3 separate regions of the Homo sapiens genome follow, and all the other regions are linked to region 1. A link is a contact called in ENCODE Hi-C or POLR2A ChIA-PET data. All regions are on one chromosome and are shown on one strand. Each heading gives the region's core, a stretch centred on a gene start or an enhancer-like site at or near the end of the contact. The rest is flanking DNA. Distances are from core to core; before and after follow the strand shown.

Region 1 (3,621 bases), core at 387-2,886:
TCCTCTCTGGAAGACACAGCAACATGGCACCATCTTGGACCAGAGACCAAACCTGCCAGCACCTTGATCTCGGATGTCCCAGCCTCCAGAACTGCAAGAAATCAATGTCTGTTCCTCATAAATTACCCAGTCTGTGACATTCTTTTATAGCAGCACAAAGGGGACTAAGACACTTACTGTGTGCCATATCATTTTCTAAGCATTTTACACCTATAGTTTCTTTTAAACCTCAGAGCAACTCTACCGAGTAGGTACTATTATTTTTTATGTTTCCGAGAAGGAGTCTCGCTTTGTTGCCCAGGCTGGAGTGCAGTGGCACAATCTTAGCTCACTGCAACCTCCACCTCTTAGGTTCAAATGATTCTCTTGCCTCAGCCTCCCGAGTAGCTGGGATTGCAGGTGCTCGCCACCATGCCCGGCTAATTTTTGTATTTTAATAGAGACAGGGTTTCACCATGTTGGCCAGGCTGGTCTCGAACTCCTAACTTCAAGTGATCCACCTGCCTTGGCCTCTCAAAGTGCTGGAGTTATAGGCATGAGCCCCTCGCCCAGCCTGGTACTATTATTAACAGACCATTTTACAGATGCAGAAACTGAGGCTGAGAGAGGTTTCATGAGTTATTCAAGGTTATGTGGCTAGCGGATGGCACAGCCTGGGATCAGGGAGACTTACTTGTAGGAGGCTGGGTGACTCTCAGAATAGCTGGCTTTAGGGACAGTGATGCCATTTGCTGAGATGGGGAATGTAGGAGAATACAGAAAGGAGTATAGCAGGAGAAGCTGGCTTAGGAAAATGGTGAGGAGCTCAGTCCTGCCATGATGATTTGAAGTGTCTGTGGGACATTCACACAGAGATGGTGGGAGATAGTTGGATATATGAGTCCAGAGTTCAACACAGAGATAGAGAGAGAGATCTGGATGGGAAATGGACAGTGTGGGTCATTCCTGTGTAGTGGCAGTCAGCTCCAGAGGAATGACAGGTCTTCTCAGCTGTGTTGGCTGCAAGAACAAGCCAGGCTGTCAACCCTGGAAGTGGGCAGGGGAAGAAGGAATGGCCAGAGGGGAAGCAGAAAAGTGTTTCAGGGAGTTGAGGGAGGAAAGTGTTTCAAAAAGCGCTCATGGTCACAGTGGTACACTGTGCAGATAAAGTTTGGGTCATCTGGATTTAACAGCAAGAAAGTCCTGGTGTCTGAGTCTGAGTTGTTCCAGAAGCAGATCTCAAGAGAAGGGCTTGAGAGCAAACAGATTTAGATTTTAGGAGATTCAGAGAATATGGGCTTGGGAATGGGGGTGTGAGACAGGAGAGAGAAGCCAGCAATAAAGGGAGTGTCACCAAGCCAGTTCCCACTGCAGGCAACTGGCGCTCAGTCCCAAGGGGGACCTCTGAGAGACAGTGTGGAACACAGAGCTCAGTTCTGTCACAGGCTAGGTTCTCAACAGGCAGAAACTGAAATGGAGTTTGGCATGCAAGATTGTCATTAGGAACGTCTGTAGGAGGAGGAGGAAGTGGGGTTGGGCAGAGGGAGGGTTGAATTGCAAAACTGGCCTGTTGAAGCCTGGAGTCATCGTGGGGAACGCTGAAGTGCGTCTGGCCTGCCAGTGCTGTCTTGGAGTGGGATGAAATGACTAGTCATTGGCTGTGGGCTACCCCGGGGGGAGGAAGTGCCTATGGGTGAGATGGTTCTTGGCAGCTGGATGGAGACTGTCTGCTCAACTGGGGCAACGAATACCTCCTTGGAGGGGAACCTGGCGGGCTCATCTCTGTGCCCACCGCATTAGCCTACTTCGGAGGTTGAGGAAGCTGCGGTATTTATACACCTGAGAATCATCAGTTGAAGTTGGCCCTGCTGCTCTGTTGTACACACAAGCAGTAGCGCTCCACGGCTTCACGCAGATAGCAGCAATCGGAAGCAGCAGGGGCACACGAAGAGGTCAGGCCTGAGCCGTGTGGGTGGGGCGCCCCCAGGTGGATGAGAGTAGTTTCAGTGAAGCACTGCTGGTAGGGAGGAAGCCAGCTGTGGTTTTGTCTCTGCTGTGCGACTTTCACTCCTGTGGCCATGGCTGATTGATCCATGAGAAGACACCGGACCCACAGTGGGCCAATCAGAACCCTTCCCTGGGATTTTCAAACTGCAACTAATGAAGGCAAACAAGTTGAACCTTCCCTGGGGGTGGGAGCCACAAGATAGAAGGCTCTGGAGAAGCTAGGAGTCGCATGGAGGAAAGAATGCCATCACTCCAAACAGAGAAGCTCGGAGAAGAGAGAGTGTGGGGGCCACAAGAAAAGAGTCTCAGGGGATCCTGGTGGCCCAGCTGCACCTCTTCCCGTCTTCTCTTCCCACAGCCCTGAGGTATTCCCAGCATCCTGCCAATAAAACCCCTCATTGTGCTAAGCAAAGCTGGGCTGAGTTTCTGGTTCTTGGAGAGGTGAGTTGGCCGGTAGAGTTAAGGAATCAGTGGGATGGAAGAAAATATTGCGAGTTCAGATGACTTCTAAAGAGCTGACAATGAAGAGGGCAGAGAGAGAGAGGGGCAGGGAGAGAGGGAGAGAATGCAGAAACTAGATGAGAACACAGGGTCAAGGAAGGGTTTTTTATTTTATTTTATTTTTTTAAGATGTGGAAAACTTAAACATGTTTATGTGCTGAGGGTAAAGAGCCAGTAAAAGCAGCATAAATCATAACAACAGAATGTACTAAAGCGAGGCAGAGAGACAAAGCTATAAAAGCTTTAAAGATAAAGAAAATACGCCCTCAATAAAAATGAGGAGAAAAAGCAGAAGGGACACAGCCCTCTCAGTGGAAGGCAGGCGTTGATTGTGGCCTGAGCACCCATAGTGAACACACATGGTCCCGGCAACCGCTTACTCTGGAGACAGAGGACAGTTCAAAACCCTTAGACTCTTGCTTCTTTCATCTCCTAGAGGCTTATCCAGGGCACTCGAAAGGGGCCCTTTAGAAGCAGTTATCCAGTGATGAGGAGGTGACATGTTCATTCAATCCTGTACACATAGCCTGGGGTGCTGACTCAAGACCACAGTTGAGAAGATGCTGCTGGAGAATCTGAGATGGAAGATGTGGGAGAGAAAGGAGCTGACTGCTGGGCTGATGTCCCTACATCATGGAGGAGGTGGCATCCAGAGCAAAGGAGATTAACCACAGATCAGAGGCTTGCCATGAGACAAGAGGGAAGGGAGAAAGCTTGTGTGTTGGTGGGGTGGAGGACAGGAAAGGGACTCCATTTTCTTTGTAGAGTCAAAAGCAAGGGCATCTGGAGAGTTATCAGGAATGGGTTAGATGTATTATTTAGGAGGGATTTTGACTTCAGGTAACCAAACACCCAACTAACAGTGGCTTAAATCTCTACTGCTTAGCTAGCAAGAAGTCTGGAGGTAGACAGTTCCAGGGCTTGTCCACAGTTCATTGGTTGCATTGAGGCGTCAGCTCTGTCAGCCACTTTGCTGTGCCGTCCTTAGCTATTTCTGCCTATGCTTGCCAACTCGTGGTGTCAAGATGGCTGCTGCTGCTCTAGGCATCAAGTGCCTGTTTAGGATAGGAAGCCATGGACAGTCAGGTGGTGAAAAAACTTCTCCTCACTGCTTTTTATTTTTCCTTTTTATTA
Region 2 (3,621 bases), core at 569-3,068, 810 kb after region 1:
ACCTCTCCAAAGGGCAGAAAGCAGATTTTATGGACATCTCTAGGGTTTGGGATGCACGTTGGCTTTCAGCTCAGGAAGACACCTGAGGCTGGAGAACCTGAAACAGGGACAGAGATTGATGATTTATTAAGGTAACTCTGAGATCCCCCTATCTTTCTGGGTCCAGGATTTACACCAAAGGGAACCTCCACTTTATCTCTCCTTCCCACACCCATGTCTACATGGCAGATGGGAATTCAGGGTGTAGAGGGTGTGGTGGGGGCAAGGGAGAGGAACAGGAAGACAGTTCATTCAGAACTCTCATGTGGCATTTGTGGCTGCTGCTTCCACTTCATTGATCAGATTTTTCCCAATTTGCCAGGCTTGGGAAACTGATCTGAAAGGTTGCTCAGAACATTTTGGGGATCTGTCCTTCAGAATCTACCCAAGAACATTTGTCCCCTTCTGAGTCTGGTCCCAGCCTCCATGGGGCTTCAGACTGCAGTATGAGCTTTTTAAACTCAGTTTTTCCTCTTTCTATGCTATTGGCCCTGATCCCTTTGAGAACCTTCCGTGGCCCTCACAGCTTTATCTGCTACTTCCCCAGCATGGTTTGACAGTGAGGCCTCTGTTGTGGCATTGGTGTAATCCAGTTCAGCAAATATTTACTGGGCCTGATCCCTGCCAAGAACCATGCAAGACCTGGGAGACAAACGCACCCTGCAGCCAGTGGCCTGGGAACTTCTGTTCGTTAACCCCATCTACAAGGAGACAGCCTTGTGAGTCCTTTTTGCATGAACTATCTCATTTAGCCCTCAACTCAATGCCCATTTTTCAGATGGCAAAACCGAGGCCTTGAGAATTTCCCCTTTATCCTATTTCACTCAGCTCATGCCACAGAGATGAGATTTGCACTTATTTTGATTTCAAAATCTATATTTTCATCACACTCCTTTGACTCACTTGGGCCAAAGCCTCAGTTTCCTCAGATGTGTGATGGGGACAATTTTATTCGCAACCTTAAAAGAATGTTGTGAGAGTCTTTTGTTTTCTTTTCCTTTCCCTTTCTCTTTCTCTCTTTCTCTCTTTCTTTCTTTCTTTCTTTCTTTCTTTCTTTCTTTCTTTCTTTCTTTCTTTTCCTTCTTTCTTTCTTTCTTTTCTTTCCTTCTTTCCTTCTTTCTTTTTTTGAGATAAGATCTTGCCCTGTTGCCTAGGCTGGAGTGCAGTGGCACGATCATAGCTCATTGCAGACTTGAAAACCTGGGCTCAAGCCTCTCACTTCAGCTTCCCAAATAAGTGGGACTATAGGCACATGCCACCATGCCTGCCTAATTAATTTTTTTTTTTAATTTCGTAGAGGTGGGGTCTCACTTTGTTGCCCAGGCTGTCATTTACTTATTGTGATGATGAAGTGGGGTCTGGAAAGCTGCTCTGCCTTGCGGAAGAGTTAACTGATCCAGGAGCTTATTACAACCTCAGGAAAGCCCTTGCTGAGTAGGCACTTAGAATCTTCATAGTGAGCGGTGCTGCTAGCTCTTCTTCCCAACACTGGTGTACTACCGCAGCACCTGGAACCCCAGAGGGACATTACTTCTATGCTTTGATTCCTTAGAGCTCCATGAGGGTGTCCAGGGGAGGGGGAGAGTCAAGTATATCACGGACTGTTAATGAAGGCCTTCAAGATGATCTTGTAAAAATCCAACCCCATCATGATACAGTGTGGAAGCTGAAGCCTGGAGAAGGGCTGGGACTTGTCCAAGACCACGCAGCTGTTTCTTGGCAGAACTGGAGTGACCAGGCGGCTGTTAGGACTTTCCCTGTGGGACTCTGGGGTTTGTTGATCAAGTTCAAGTCTCAGCTTTTCCAGCATGAAAATGCACGGCCTCTGAGAAATGACACAGGGAAGGTGCCTGCAGGAAGAGGAGGGGAGAAGAGGGAGAAAAGTCAGGAGGGATGGGAGTCCTAGGCACTGCCTTTTGAAAAACATTAAATATGAGAGTTGATATAATCCAGGGGACCTCCAAACTGGCGGAGTGCCCCAGGACTCCCACCTGCAGCAAGCTGGGAGTCTGGCACTGGAATCTGTTTTATAAATGAGTTCCCTGGGTTACCGAAGCACGCACTCTGGCCCAACCCCTGACAGAGGGGCACCTGAACCCTGTGGGGCCAAGCTGGTTTGTCACCCAGCTCCTCCCTGGTGGGGCAGGTCCCACTGTCCCCTGCAATAAGGTCAGTCCCAGTCCCTCCCCCCACCTCCATTTCTCCAGTTGATCACGGTCCTCCTTGCCCACAGCCACCATGGACCCCATGACAAACACACGAGGCTCAGGCCTGGAAGATCTATTAGTGCCACTCCTGTCACCGCCCGCAGAGCAGGAGGAGAGGCAGCCAAATGCTGTGCTAATTATTCTAGCTTCCAGCAGGGTCTCGGAGGTCCCAGCCATGGTAAATCTTAACTTTCATGCTATGGTGCACCGGGATGCAATTTACTTCAAAGAGAGCATAAATCCCCACTGCGGCGTGTATCAGAGGAGTGTTACATAAAAGTGGCCCATGTGCTTCCCACCCTGGCTGCCTTCTCTCGCTCCCCTTCTCTCCCTCCCTCACTCTCTCCTCGTAAGTTTGAAAAAGCCAGCCCGCGGTTGGTTACACATCTCGCACGCAAAAACATTTACACACACGTCTGCTCCCAGCCTTATAAATCACCAGGCTTGGCGACTTGGCAGTGGGAACACAGGCGAGCTCTATTTTTACCAGCCCCATCCGCAGACAGCCCCGGGGGCCCCTCCTTTCCTACAGTGACACCTACTGGTGCTAGCTTTGGCCAAAGGCAGCCTTGCCGCTTCAGACCCATTTCTCAGGCTTTGGAGGATGGTAACTGATCAAGGCCTGGCCCTTCCCCCAATTCTTCCTCTGCTAACCCCTTCCAGCCTCTGGGGAATTCCTCCAGCCACAAATTCCACCCAGGAAGCCCCGCCCCACCACCAACGCCCTCAACCAGGCTTGACATAATAATTACCTTCCACAGAGCTGCGGACTGCAAGAGGCAAGGCCAGCACAACTCATTAGGATGTCAAAGGATCAAGGGAATTGGGGAGGGGACTGCCTACCAGGTCACCACCCCCCCACCTTCGGCCCCAAAAGCAAGGTTCCTTCCTGTAATGCAACCTCCTGGGGGGTTGTCCAGTTGTGTTTCAAGCAATTACTTCCCTGTGAAAGACATCTGTTATCTTCGCTGACACACACGAGACTGGCGGCCGATGTGGTTTCTGCGAGGGGCTTGTGAATCCTGGCATTGTCATCGCAGCCCCGGTTGGGAACGAAGGGGGTGGGGTGAGACAGAGGCACGTCTGTCTCCCATCCCCAGGCCCCAGCCCCAGCCTCCTCCCAGCGACCTCTCCGGAGGCAGCCGTGCCAGGTCTAATGCTCCTAATGTCATCTTTGCAGATCCATTTGTGATTCCTTGATGCTGTAATTACTGCGGCTCCACTCCCCTCGCAGCAGCTGCCATTAGCTGGGCAGACCGCAGGCTGCGGTGACGTGGCCTTGGCAGCCTGGGGGGCCTCTGAGGGTTGGCTGGGGTGGGTAGGACCCTCCCTGCAGGCCCAGAGCTGCCAAGAGGCCCAGGGAGGCTGGCTGAGC
Region 3 (3,621 bases), core at 530-3,029, 640 kb before region 1:
AAGCAATCCTCCCACCTTGGCTTCCTGAAGTGCTGGGATTACCAGCGTGACCCGGTCAGAAGTAGTGAATTCTAAGCAAATCATTTAATGGTCTTGAATTATAGTTTACTCATTTGAGAGATCTGAATCAAAGTTAACACTCAGTGGCCATTCCAGCTCTCATATTCATCCCTGATTATATCATGTTACATTTTATAAAAAATGGAAGCCAGAAAAATTTAAGCCAGTCATAATCTTGTCATCCAGAGTTTATGACGATTTTGGTTTCTTTCTAGCCTTTTGAAAAGATACCTAAGCTTTGGGAAGCCAAGATGGGAGGATCACTGGAGCCCAGGTCAAAACCAGCCTGCGTAACACAGCAAGACCCCCATCACTACAAAAAAATTTTCAAAATAAGCCAGGTGTGGGCCGGGCGCAGTGGCTCATGCCTGTAATCCCAGCACTCAGGGAGGCGGAGGTGGGCGGATCACTTGAGGTCAGGAGTTCAAGACTAGCCTGACCAACATGGTGAAACCCCATCTCTACAAAAAATACAAAAATTAGCTGGGCGTGGTGGCGTCCATCTGTAATCCCAGCTACTCGGGAGGCTGAGGCAGGAGAATCACTTGAACCCAGAAGGCACAGGCTGCAGTAAGCAGAGACTGCGCCACTGCATTGCAGCCTGGGCGACAGTGTGAGACTCTGTATCTCAAAAAAAAAAAAAAAAAAAAAAAAAAAAAGTCAGGTGTGGTGGTGTGTACCTGTAGTCCTAGCTACTCTTAGGCAGGAGCCTCACTTGAGGCCAGGAGTTTGAGGTTACAGTGAGCTAGGATCATGCTGCTGCACTCTAGCCTGGGACACAGAGTAAGGCCCTCTCTCTTTAAAAAAAAAAAAAAAAAAAAAGAAATGAGAAATAGCATTTAAGCTATGTGTCCCAGGTGAATTAACAATCTCTCTGTGCTTCAGTTTCTCCGTCTTTAAAATACAGATAAAATTAATAATTTCCTTATAGGTATGTTGTGTGGTTTATCAGTGCTAAGAGCTTACAACAGACTTTTACAAAAGATGGTATTACATATAGAGAGGACTGCAGAAGTTTTAAGTTTAACAGCAAATCATAACATGGGCACTTGGCTTCAGGCAAAGATTCAGAATGAAAAGAAGTGTAACATTTGGGTGATCATTTAGCATTTGTGCACTCTTGGATGTATTTTAAATGGAGGGGAAAGAGAGAATCATTAGCTTTTTTCCTAGTCATTAACTATACCTTATAGAGATGATGTGTGGTTTAAGTTGAGTTTATCAGTGCTAAGAGCTTACAACAGACTTTTACAAAAGATTGTATTACCACGTTTTAGACACAAACTCTTAAATAAGAAAGGAAGCAGGAGCTCTAAGAAAAGGAAGTGACAGAGAGTGGTTTAATGTTTAATGAATACTAAGTGCCAGTCCCTAGGCTAGGGGTTTTCCATACATTGTTTCATTTAATCCCTGCAATTACACAAAAAAGTTATCATTATCCCAGTTCTAAGGATAAGGAAGCTCTAATAAACTATGAAACTTATGTTTAACGCCATAGAGTAGCAATTAGAAGCAGGATTGGAACTCAAGTCCATTTGAGTCCAAAGCCTATGATTTTCTGCTGCAATACAACCATTACCAGCTTTTTCAAAAGCTGGCTGTTTCAAATTTAGGTATTCTAGTTTCATTATATAAAACATGAAGAAAGCACCCACTTCAAGTTTCTTGCCTTAACTGTCTGACAAGAGCTCATGCTCGCCATCTGGTGGCATTAAGCGCCAATCACAAGATCAAGGATTCAGTGGTGGGTTTGTGTTTTTACAGTATGTTGTGAAGGTTGAATCTGCAGTAAAGCACTGCAAGGACTATTACTGAAATACTAACAAATGAAACTATGTAAATTCTAAACGATGTAACAGACAAGAATGAAATATATCTTTTGAGAGAAGCCTTAGCTAAGAATCTAATGTGAAATGCTTCTGTCCCATAATAATTGCAAAGCAAGATGAGAAGCCCAACAAGGTGTTTAATTTAGAAAATGGAGGTAATAAAAGCAGAAGACAGCTTTAAAAATTATGTCAACTAAATATGGTGTACTGCACTATATTTATCAGTACTTCATCCCCAAACCCCACTAAAATGAGAATGAATGAATATAAAAATACATAAACTCAAAAGAACATAAAAACAGAAGGGGAAGCAACACATTAAACAGCTGTCAACAAATTACTGACGGTGTAGTGAAGATGGGGATAGATAGTTGGTTTAGCTGAAGTTGTGAAGTTGGTTTAGTTGTTGTGAAGGCAAGGAGAAGAGGGTGCCTATAAATTAATGCCCCACTAAATCTGAGAAAAGCCAAGGGTATGAAAACAACAAACACTTGGGAAGGCACAAATGATTCGAAGGCCTAAAGACAGAGGCTGAAGACTGATTAAGAAGCCTTTCCAACTCCCTCAGGTTTCAGATTTCTCATTGCTGTAGAGATACAAATACGGAATGGAAGATGACTAGGAAGCTGGACTGGTACAAGCGTGAACCTGTGTTAGTTAACTGCAGGATACAAAAATCAATATACAAAACTAAGTAGTGTTTCCATTTGCCAATAGCAAACTATCTGAAAGAGAAATCAAGAAAGTTATCTCACAATAGCTACAAAAATATAAGATGCCTAGGAATAAATTTAAGCAAGGAGGAGAAAGATCACTACAAAAAAAACTGATGAAAGAACGAACACAGGACACAAATAAATGGAAAAATATTCTATGTTCATGGGTTGGAAGAACAAATATTGTTAAAATGTCCATATTACCCAAAGCAATCTACAGATTGATGCAATCTCTATTAAAATACCAATTATATTCTTCACAGAAATAGAAAAAACATCCTTTGAGGTGAATCTGCAAGGTAAAACAAAAAAATACAAAAAACACTCCTAAAATTCATATGGAACTACAAAAGACTCCAAATAGCCGAATCAATCTTGAGTAAGAAGAACAAAGCTGAAGGCATCAGCTACTTGACTTCAAAATTTACTATAGAGCAATAGTAACCAAAACAGCATGGTATTGACACAAAAATAGACACAGATCAATTGAACAGAATAGAGAACCCAGAAATAAATCCACATAATCAGAAACAACTGATTTTCAACAAAGGTGCCAAGAACACACATTGGGGGAAAAGGCAATCTCTTGAATAAAAATGGTGTTGCAAAAACAGAATATACATATGCAGAAAAATGAAACTAAACCCCTATTATTCATCATATGTAAAAATAAACTCAAGATGGGTTAAAAACTTAAATGTAAGACCAGAAACTATAAAACTACTAGAAGAAAACACAAGGGAAATGTTTCATGTCATTAGTGTGGGCAAGGACTTTTTGGCTAAGACTTCAAAAGCACAGGCAACAAACACAAAAACAGACAAACGAAATTACATTAAACTAAAAAGCTTCTACCCAACAAAGGAAATAAGACCACAAAAAGACAAATCTACAGAATTGGAGAAAATATTTGCAAACTATGCATCTGACAAGGGGTTAATATCCAGAATATATAAGGAACTCAACAGCAAAAAATCCGATTTTTAAAATGGGCAAAAGACTTGAATAGATATTTC

What was found. A loop is a pair of places that touch in the nucleus more often than their neighbours do. ChIA-PET counts read pairs that join two places held with the same protein, here RNA polymerase II (POLR2A). Pooled maps may share reads with other maps.
Region 2: a loop to region 1 is called in a pooled map, with 8 times the contacts of the local background. The contact joins two enhancer-like sites. A Hi-C loop is called at or near these places in 1 of 37 single-sample maps with no recorded cell type and 4 of 50 pooled maps. POLR2A ChIA-PET finds 5 or more read pairs at or near these places in 1 of 52 experiments (T-cell).
Region 3: a map with no recorded cell type shows a loop between it and region 1 (5-fold over the local background). The contact joins two enhancer-like sites. A Hi-C loop is called at or near these places in 1 of 37 single-sample maps with no recorded cell type and 5 of 50 pooled maps. POLR2A ChIA-PET finds 5 or more read pairs at or near these places in 1 of 52 experiments (T-cell).

The regions. Positions count from the first base shown.
Region 1 is chrX:40,537,701-40,541,321 of GRCh38, reverse strand. No RefSeq gene overlaps it. Among named protein-coding and RNA genes, the nearest start is that of ATP6AP2, 41 kb to the left of the region's middle. Within about 2 kb of position 1,636, at least 11 of the 41 ENCODE cell types and tissues checked have a DNase peak (open chromatin) inside an H3K27ac peak, as active enhancers do.
Region 2 is chrX:39,730,073-39,733,693 of GRCh38, reverse strand. No RefSeq gene overlaps it. Among named protein-coding and RNA genes, the nearest start is that of MIR3937, 71 kb to the right of the region's middle. RefSeq lists an enhancer at 2,645-2,939. Within about 2 kb of position 1,818, at least 4 of the 41 ENCODE cell types and tissues checked have a DNase peak (open chromatin) inside an H3K27ac peak, as active enhancers do.
Region 3 is chrX:41,178,534-41,182,154 of GRCh38, reverse strand. The region is part of intron 21 of USP9X (ubiquitin specific peptidase 9 X-linked); the gene reads right to left. Among named protein-coding and RNA genes, the nearest start is that of USP9X, 95 kb to the right of the region's middle. Within about 2 kb of position 1,779, at least 3 of the 41 ENCODE cell types and tissues checked have a DNase peak (open chromatin) inside an H3K27ac peak, as active enhancers do.